2 separate regions of the Homo sapiens genome follow, and region 1 is linked to region 2. The links are chromatin loops, found by intact Hi-C in ENCODE. Cell type or tissue: PC-3. All regions are shown on one strand. Links, peaks and the distances in the headings refer to the core of each region. The heading gives the core; the rest is flanking DNA.

Region 1 (4,075 bases), core at 1,576-4,075, 270 kb after region 2:
ACAAACAAACAAACAAACAAAAAAAAAAAAAAAAAAAAAAATATAAAAACAATAACCACCCCTCCAAAAAAAAATCTGGCAAAGCTAATATATCAAATGATTCTCAGTGTTACCTGAATGATTTTAAGTATCTGTAGACTAATCATAACATCAGATTATCATGCCAGGAACAGAAAAACAAATAATATAGCATTGCAAGAGAAAGTAGTCAGGCTAAACAAAGAATTTTACATTAGAATTCATATTTTATCCAACTTTTCCTCTTCTACTAAACTTATCACTGTGCCTTTTACACGCAGATGAATTTTAAAATGTGTGGGAAGAATAGCTATTATCTACTCACTTACTGCCTAGATCATGAACCTGTAATGACCTGGATTGTTCTATCAGCCCTAAGGCAAATGACCTATAAACCAAACACAGATATTCCAGCTCCATCTGTGACAAGGACCTCCCTGGCCTTATTCCTAACATTGTTCCCCTTCTGTTCCACACCTGGGAGAGCTCAAGCCCTCTGGCTTTGGATGCAGGTCCCATCTGTCTCTTTAAATGTATTGGCAGACCTGGGCATCAGAGCTTTCTAAGGACTTTGGTTCAGACTCATTACTCTGGCTTTCCCAGGTAGGGGATCCCCTTTTCTAGCTCTTACTATAGAATTCAAACTGTGGCTCTGACCCAACTGTCATATCTGGTTTCATTAAATGTCCACTGGCATCTTTTATTCTGGTCCTGAAAAGTCAAAATAGGCAAAAGAAACTAAGGAAATTCCACACTCCATCAAGGGAAGCTTCCACATATCCTGACTTAAGGATATTTTAGTTTTAAAACAGTGACCTGAAACCATTGACTCATGCATTATGTCAGCAAACATTTGTTGAGTGCTTAGCATGAACCAGACTCATTTTAGAGACTTTTTCTTCTAGCTCCTTCTAACTCCCTGTTTGAAAACTTATCTTCATGTTTACATCTTCTTTTTCCAGAGTCCTGGCACAAAGCTTCCCGTGAACTTTCAGGACCAGATATTCATAGTTTTTGATGGGTCCCTAGGAAAACCACTGGTGTGAGAGAATTTTAGAGTCTGGTGGATGCAAACAGGAATGAGATATATGATGGCTTTCCTTACAGAATACACAATCCAGTATGGGAGTATGTAAATCAATGCTCCCCACAATGTGATTTGTATCCAAAGGCCAAGATAACCCTTTGGAAGGAAAGATGGGATTTTAATGGAAGTGACATTTGAAATGGTCCTTGATTGATAAATAGGAGCCTTCAGTGACTGGGCCCTGCCTATCCTTCTGCTGGATCAATCTAAATGTTAAATTCTGTGTTAAAAAAATAAACGGCTGATTTTTGTTTTCAGGTCACACTACACTGTTGCCAGTTTCCATTCCTTTGCTTGTTTGGTCTGCCTCTTCTGAAGTGGGTCCCTTCCCAACTCACCTTAGGTAGCACCCTCTACCAGAAAGTTTTCTCTGGAAGCTCCCACCCTCCCAAGAAAAAGGGTCAGGTGTTCACCTCCTGTGAGTGCCCACAAAACTCTGCACACAGCTGAGTGTCTTGGACCTCCACACAATGCCATATCTTTCTGTGCCACTCTGTAGATGTGAGTTCAGTTGAAGCAAAGTCTTCTTTTCCCTCTTTGTAATCCGATTTAGAGCCAAATTTAGTTCCTGGATTATGAGTGGTAGATAAATTTTGAATGGATGAATGGACAGATGCATTAACAATAAAGTAACTAGAGCAACTATGTAGGAAAGTTGTCTGTAGCAGAAGTGTGGAAGATGGGTGGTATTAGGCAAGACTATTTCACTGGCAAGAGACAGACATCTAATTTATACCATCTCAAAAAAAAGAAAAGAAAGAAAATCTGCTGGCCTACATGACTGAGAAGTTCATAAATAAATCAGAGCCAGCTGGAGGACCTAGGTGTCCATACATATACTTAGATGGTCCCCTTCATGTCTTACCTTTGCTTTTCTCTGGGCCAAATTCGCTCTCAGGTAGGTTCTCTCCAAGCATTACAAAATTCCAGGCCCTCATTTTACCAGTTTTGCAATCCCAGTGAGAATTCAGAACCTCCTTTTCATTCGTTCCAGCAAAAATTCTAGGAACTATTTCTAATATAGCCAGGCTTTGGTCACTTGTCCACATCTGAATTAATCAGCAGGGTTAGGGCTGGGGGTGGCATACAGGAAGGAACTGAGAGATGGGTTATCTTACCTGAAATCTACAGACTAAGAGCTGGTAATCGAGGGGGTGTTCCGAGAAGGGGGTGCCAGACAAGCAGTCTTTGGAAGACTGAATAGAGAGGCTGAACCTAACTCTAGCACCCACTATGCCCTTGTACTTTGGGGGGTGAACTGATCCAGAAATCTAACATCATATTCACACATCTTTATTATTCTCTGCTCAGAGCCAGAGTCATTACATTGGAAGAGATGAGTATAGAGAAATAGGTACAGCAGGTGTGAGGGACAAGAGTTCCTAAGGCAAGTAGGGGCAGAGGAGAGCTGCCCCGCCGGTTCCTGCCTGCCTTGAGCATGGTCACTTCTCAGGATGGAGCAGTGCCTCTATTTAGGCTCCCCTAAAATACAGAGCTTGAGTCATGGGCTTGCCATGCATGTAATTGATTTGGGGAAATGTTCCCAACACAGAGGACTCAAGAACAGGAAAGAGTAAAATAGGAAAAGAGGACATGGGCAACTGGGGTTCAATCCTACTGGATATCCTCTGAGAAATGATGTAGAATGTCTGCCCAAAGCATGAAAAATGGGAAAACATGTATCTTTTGCCTCTGGTTTCTCCTGCGAAAGGGATGTTACATGGCAGCAACAGAGAAACTTTGGGCTAGTGAGTGAAAAATACCTGATGCAGCTGAGGCAGGGAGCTGCCAGGTGACATCTGCAGGCAGCAGAGTGCTACAGCAATGACAGATAAACAGGTCTAGAAAACATGAGCTCCCAGATTTGACTGCTAATTATGAAAGTTTCAATAGTGATTCCAGGCAAAATGGAATTTAGCTACCAAAGCTTCCATTTTTAAAGGTTCCTCCATTTCTTTAAGAATTGTTGCTTGCATACGTTTAAAGACTGCGTAAAATCCCGTCATTCAACTCTTGAAAAAAATTAGCTTGGAGGAACATTTGTTCCAACAAGACAATGAATTTGTTTATTTTTCCAGGCTACAGCATTCCTGTGCTTATAAATTTTGAATTTTGGTTTATGCGGATTTCATTGATACAAGTGGCATATTAAGGAGGAAATAACAACAAAAAATTCTTTCCATTCCAATTCATTTACACAAAATGTGATTTTGATGAAAATTTTCCTGAGTCAAGTTCTGTCTAATCTGCGGATGCCCACTGCTTCTTGACATGCTTAATTCGCTTCATTCTCTTGGCAGCTCCTGTGGAGCTCTGCTCCCCCTGAGCGCTCTCATTGCGTCAGTTTTGGGTTGGGTCCTGAGATGATTACAGCAGAAACACTTGTGTTTTTCTCCAGTTACCAGAACTAGATGAGAGATTTGGGCAGCGTGATTAATGATGAAGGCAAACTATTTAATCCTATGAAACATGATGAAGTGTCCAAACTCGGCAGTAGATATTTTGGATTTTCATATTTGAACAAACAGGCACTAAACGAAAATTCAGTTTCCTCTCTAAAAGCTAGCAGATGAAACACGCATGGCCATTTAATTTTGGTGGCATTCTAAATGAATTCAGAAAGAGAAACTTTTTAAAAAATAAACTATTTTAAAAAAAGAAACTAAAAAATAAAAAAATTATTTTGAAATAATTTTAAGTTTATAAAAGTTGCAAAGTCAATACAGTATCTGTGTATCTTTCACCCACTTTCCTTTAAAGTGAACATTTTACAATATCATGGTATAGTCGTCAAAGCTAAGAAACCACCGCTGACACATTACTTTTAACTGAACTGCAGATTTTATTTGGGTTTTGCCAGTTTTTCCGTTAACATCCTCTTTCTGTTTCAGAATGCAAACCAAAGTACCACACTGCAGTGGATTGTCATATCTCCATAATTTCCTCTGGACTGTGATGGTTCTTCAATCT
Region 2 (6,249 bases), core at 1,862-4,361:
CAGGGAAAAGCCACTTCAAATTGTGCTGTGCCTTCCTGCCTGAGTGTTCAGCTGGCTCCCAGGAAGTACTCTTGGCTAATTAATGACAACCAAATCTAATCTTGCTCTTGTTTGCGTGTGGTTCTGTGTGTATGTAAAAGGAATGGGATCTTTTTCTGCCAAATGTTCTACAGTTAATCTTGTTACTGGAAAAGGACAAGCCAGTCAAGGTTTCTAGGTAATTTTTCTCCACTTTAAACAAAAAGAGCCAATTCCTGTTTGCTTCACAGCAATGTACTAATAAACAATGCAAAATGTAAATGGATCCTATAGCAGGTGTATCATGAGGATATTATTTTAGAACCTGTGGCAGTATATGGAGAGGCATATTACCTTGTCCACCTGGGCTCTTGAAACTCATCCAAAAATTCAGAATTGCTAGGAACAAGTGTTTTAAATTTGAGAAGTTAAAAAATATCATGGTTAATAATAATATATTGCATACTTCAAAAGAGTTAAATAAGAGAATTTTTTATATTCTCTATTCTCACCACAAAAAATGATAAATATTTGAGATGATTGATATGTTAATTAGCCTGTTTGGTTCATTCTGCAATGTACATATGCATAAAAACATGTATCCCACAAATTTATAGAATTATTATTTGTCAATTAAAAATAAAATAAAACTTAAAACATATCTTGGTAAAGCCATACAAAATAATGATGGTTTAAGGTGATACTAAAATTACCTTACTTCATTTCTGTGGCATTTTCCTTTAATGTTTGATATTTATTACATTTTCATGAATTAAAAAATTAAAATGCATCAAATAGATGTGACTGCTCAGAGAATTTTGCAATGAGGTCTTAGGTAATATGAAGTATGGTAGTTAATTTTATAAATCCGTATCTTGTACAGTTTTCGGAAAGCAGAGCCCAAGAGTAATTTTTCCTTTTAAATGATGCTCCTTGTCATTTAGAATCATAAGCCCCATCAGTCATCAGGTACCTGAAGTGAGAAATGTGGGGCTCTCTCAGGCTGCTGGAGGCTGCTGCCTCCCTTCCGTTCTTCCTTAGGCCCTGAGCCCTAAGCTCCTTGGCAATCCTTAGCTTGGATGGGAGACGAGATAGATAGAGGGACTAAGTAGTGACAACAAAGCAGAGGTAATTTAACCACAGGCTTCTGGGGATTTTGCTCTATACTATGGTTTGAATCTCCTCTTTGTGCCAGGCACACAGTTGGGCACTGGGATGAATAAAGCAAATAAAACAAAGATGAATAAAGCACATTCCCTACCACCGAGAAGCTTGCACTATAGACAAGGAGATAAGTATACAAAAATACAATTGACTGCATGTGTGTCAAGTGATATAGAAAAGTTTTCAGTGAGCCTCGTATAGACTGAGGGGTCAGAAATGGCTTTCTGGAGAACATGTTACCTCACCTGCGTCTTAAAGGACTGGTGGAAGAGACTCAGGCAAATGGATGTGGAGAAGCAGGGAGACTTCTAGGCAGAGTCAGGAAAATTAGAAATTGCATGAAATGTGTAGGGAATTACAAAACATTCAGCATGGCAGTAGCATAATTTTTGAGAAATATTGGCAAGGTGAAAATCATAGTCGGGCTTAAATATTTTTTCCAAAGGAAAAGCAGACTTCTGTCAAGGTGATAATTAATTTTCCCTAGTTGTGGCCAAATATTACATTGGGCAAATTGTCCTGGCAGCTCTTTCTCCATTGCCTCCTCTGATAGAATGCCAGCTCATCTAACAATGGATGCGAGGATGAATGGTGGGAAAAGAAGGCTTGGTATCTCAATGTATATACACAGTGGGTTGAGCTGGAGAGGTAAGGACTAAAAAGGAAGAAGGGATGGAAAAAAAGGATGAAAGGAACTTTTATACAGGTATGTTTCTTGCTGAGAATATTTATTAATTTTTCTGAAACTTGTAAAGGGGTAAGGAAAAAATCAGCCCAACCTGGATATCCAAGGGACACTTGCATAAGCCCACACAAGGGACTGTTTTGTGCATTTATTTAACTTCAAGTGCATTTCAGGGTGCTCTGTTGAACAGGATTGGGACAATCAGATGGAACATCATTAAGTTTCCTTGGTAGAAAGCACAATGAGCCCTTTGTTCCAAGGAAAGAAGACATTTAGATTTTATCCTCTTATTTTGGAGACCAGGCCAGGGTAAATCAAATTCTGACTTTACATTTTGCCTTTTCCAATGAAGGAATGCAGTCTCCAGGAGAGAAGTAGCAGAGCAGAGGAGTCAAGACCACAGGCTGTGGACCCCAGACAGAAGTAAGGCCCAGTCCAGTTCTGCCACATCGTAATTGGGGATCTTGCACAAATTAGTTAATCTTGAAGAGCCCTAGTTTCTGAACACCAACTTCATTGAGTTGCTGGGATTTTTTTTTTTTTTTTTTCAAAGTCTCACTCTGTTGCTCAGGCTGGAGTGCAATGGCGCAATCTCGGCTCACTGCAAACTCCGCCTCCCGGATTAAAGCGATTCTCCTGCCTCAGCCTCCCGAGTAGCTGGGATTACAGGCGGCTGCCACCACGCCCAGCTAATTTTTGTATTTTTAGTAGAGACAGGGTTTCATCATGTTGGCCAGGCTGGTCTCGAACTCCTGACCTCAGGTGATCCACCTGCCTTGGCCTCCCGAAGTGCCGGGATTACAGGTGTGAGCCACCGTGCCCGGCCATTGCTGGGAAATTAAATGAGATTGTGTGTAATCAGTTTTACACAAGCTTAAGTTTCCCTCCTTAAGAGTGCACGCAATAAAACTAGATATGAAGATCATCTTCTGAGGAATTAAAAACATGAAAGATAGCTTACCCTTTGCTGGAGAAGACGTCTGATGACTTCATACTAGTAAAAGAAGAGAATGGCTTCTCATCTTGTATTTTTAGCTGTATAGGTCGTTTTACTCCCCAGAAAATGTCCAGCATTCCTTCAACAATTAGTTTGCCATCTTCAGTCTAAGGAAGAAATGAATAATCCCCCAATTGTTTTTGTATTATTTATAGACGGTAAATGTTTTAACGAAGATGTAGAAATTAAGTGCGTAAGAAACCTAAATAGATTAAAAAGAAACGCCAGGGTTGTTGTTTGGCTTTCCAATTTATCTACAAAGCAATTCTATTTTTGAAACATTCTTTTATTTTTGAAAACAGCTATACCCAGCAAAGTGAGTAAATCATAATGGTAATGGCATGTCCACCAGAGGGCACAGTATGTCAAAATGCTTTCTGAACTCTGATTCTTCCATTAAGTGGAATTTTAATTCTCTAATTTTGTTTAATTTAAAATTAAAGCAGATTTAAAAATTATGCTGAACTAGAAATTAGAAAAAAACATCTATTTAAAGATTTAGCAGCTATTTCCTCATTGCTGAACAGAAAAAAATTTAACTCACAAAGTTATGCAAAACAAGTAAAATAACACGTGTGAAAACACGCTGTAAAAATTCAAAACATAGATATATTTTTTGTAAAAACAATAGCATTTGAAGAATTTCTTTAAAATTAGAAATACTGTAGTATAGCAGAAGAAGGAGACAAATTTAACATAAATTTTGTGGAAAGTTTTGAATTAAAGCATAAATAATCATTATATATATGAAAGTGCTTTTCCAATGTTAAAGTAATGTTTTCTGTTATAGAAACTTTGGAAAATGTAGAAACTAACAAAAGTCATATGCCAGCCACCCAATACCTATTTTAACATTCATTAACTATTATTAATATTATGAAGAATCAATTGTTAGACAACATTTAAACACTCAATTCTTATTTGAGAGCATAATGAAAACTCCAGACTCTGGAATCAGACAGACCTGTGCTCAAACCCTGGCTCTGCCACTTCCTAGTTGTGGCCTTGGACAAGTCACTGGCTACCTTTAAACTTGGGCTTTCTCATGTGAAAAACAGACATTATGATAACCCCTAATTCACAGCGCCTGGCATTCAATAGGTGCTCTATATTACTGTTTATTATTTCTTTGGCTGATAAACTTGCTTTGGAATCACTCCTGAAACAAAGTTTTGCACTTCTTCCACTTTTGACTTTACATTTCAGATTACTAAGAGGTCAGGTTACCAATCAGTTGTTTTCAACAATCAAACACAATTTATTCCTTGAAATGACTGTATATGATATAGATTATATAGTTAATGGTGGACAGCATTCTTTCTCTGCCTAACTAGAACTCAATTAAGCCTTTGTATCAAAAACTTATAGAATCTCTGAAAAGAAAAACAAAACCCACTACTCTGCTGAGGTTGTTAAATTCTTCATTGCTATATCTCCAGCTTTTAAAATGGTGTCTGGTACATGGTAGACATTCAATAAATATTTGTTTAATTAATTGATTAATTAACCAAAGATGAATAAAGCCACATATTGTCATCCAAGGACTGCCCCTTTTAAACAGTGTCAGAAGATTTGAAAAATTCTGAATTATGACTTTATTGATCAGTGTGTAAAGATTGAAAAGTCTGGTAGCCTCACCGTACACTTCACCTCATACAGTTTTTAAAAATTATATAAAACATGAAACTATTTTAAAAAATTAAATAACTTTTTTTTGTTTGTGTGTGTGACAGAGTCTCGCTCTGTCACCCAGGCTGGAGTACAGTGGTGTGATCTCAGCTTACTGCAATCCCCACCTCCTGGTTCAGGTGATTCTCCTGTCTCAGCCTTCCGAGTAGCTGGGATAACAGGCATGCACCACCATGCCTGGGTAATTTTTGTATTTCTTTTTTAGTGGAGACAGGGTATTGCTATGTTGGCCAGGCTGGTCTCGAACTCCTGATCTCAGGTGATCCACCTGCCTCGGCCTCCCAAAGTGCTGGGATTATAGGCATGAGCCACAGCACCTGACCTGAATAACTTTTGTATTATAAATGGAGCACTGATGTACAGAATTGGAAAGAATATGCCTCAACTTAAATGTTCATAACACAAAAACTCAAATATTTACCTAAAGGAAACAAACTTAACATCATGAATTTTGTGGAAACTTTTGAATTAAAGTATAAATAATCATTTTCCTAGTTTTACTCTTTTCCTAAATTTTATATTTTTATAATTGTATATATTAAGATTTAAGATACAGGACAATGTTGAAATAATTTAAAATTAGGCCCACTTCTTTATAAAGAGATTAGTTATTTAATTCAGTATATTATTGAATTTGGGAAAGTAACTGAAATACCCAATTGAACTAAATCATTTAAGCTCAATAGGAAAGGCCAGAGTGCTTTGTAAATTTCCTTCTGTCCAAACTGTAGATTTAAGCCAAATCATGGTCGCCTAAAGTCCATGCTGTGCCATGAAATTAAATCAGGAGTAGAAAATTCTAATGTCCCCTTTGGCCAGGAAGATATTGTAAATATGTAAAGTGAGCTCCATCAGAATACAAGGCTGAGTGAAGAGACGTGTGGAGAATGAAACACTGAAATTAAATAAAAAGAAAAAAAGTAAACATAAGGCCACTTTGTACAGTAGCCTGCCAGTGGCACTCCTAAAAATGCTTTTGAAGAAATAAAGGACGTTCAAATAGCAAGAGAGGAAGTCAAACTATCCCTGTTTGCAGATGACATAATCTTATATTGAGAAAACCCCATCGTTCCAGCCCAAAAGCTTCTTAAGCTGATAAGCAACTTCAGCAAAGTCTCAGGATACAAAATCGATGTGCAAAAGTTGCTAGCATTCTTATACACCAACAACAATCAAGCCAAGAGCCAAATCCCAAACAAACTCCCACAAAAAGAATAAAATACCTAGGAGTACAGCTAACAAGGGAAGTGAAAGATATTTACAAAGATAACTATAAGTCACTGCTCAAAGAAATCAGAGATGACACAAACAAATGGAAAATCATTCCATGATCATGGATAGGAAGAATTAATATTGTTAAGATGGCAATACTGCCCAAAGCAATTTGTAGATTCAATGCTATTCCCATTAAACTACTGTTGACATTCTTCACAGAAATAGAAAAAACTATTTTAAAATTCATATGAATCCAAAACAGCCTGAATAGCCAAGGCAATCCTAAGCAAAAGAACAAAGCTGGAGGCATCACACTACCTGTCTTCAAACTATACTACTGGGCTACAGTAACCAAAACAGCATGATACTGGTACGAGAACAGACACACAGACTGATGGAACAGAGTAGAGAACCCAGAAATGAGACTGCATATCTACAAGTATCTGATCTTCAACAAATATGACAAAAACAAGCAGAGGGG

Evidence for each region. Hi-C counts contacts between places; a loop is a spot of excess contacts. Peaks named below come from ENCODE experiments on the same cell type or tissue, not always from the same donor. Only the 100,000 strongest peaks of a DNase experiment are listed, where the experiment ranks them.
Region 1: it touches region 2 in a loop (2.0-fold over the local background); 2 of 110 quality-filtered maps call a loop at or near these places.

The regions. Positions count from the first base shown.
Region 1 is chr4:73,861,670-73,865,744 of GRCh38, forward strand. No RefSeq gene overlaps it. Among named protein-coding and RNA genes, the nearest start is that of CXCL1, 5.7 kb to the right of the region's middle. In PC-3, for the core only: CTCF peaks have their summits at 2,919 (motif pointing left) and 3,122; DNase peaks (open chromatin) are centred at 2,912 and 3,482; H3K4me3 peaks cover 711 bases; H3K27ac peaks cover 1,757 bases.
Region 2 is chr4:73,590,623-73,596,871 of GRCh38, forward strand. RASSF6 (Ras association domain family member 6) reads right to left here. Exons shown (of 11, transcript NM_177532.5): 4 at 2,829-2,971. Among named protein-coding and RNA genes, the nearest start is that of RASSF6, 27 kb to the right of the region's middle. In PC-3, for the core only: CTCF peaks have their summits at 3,202 (motif pointing right) and 3,401; a DNase peak (open chromatin) is centred at 3,219.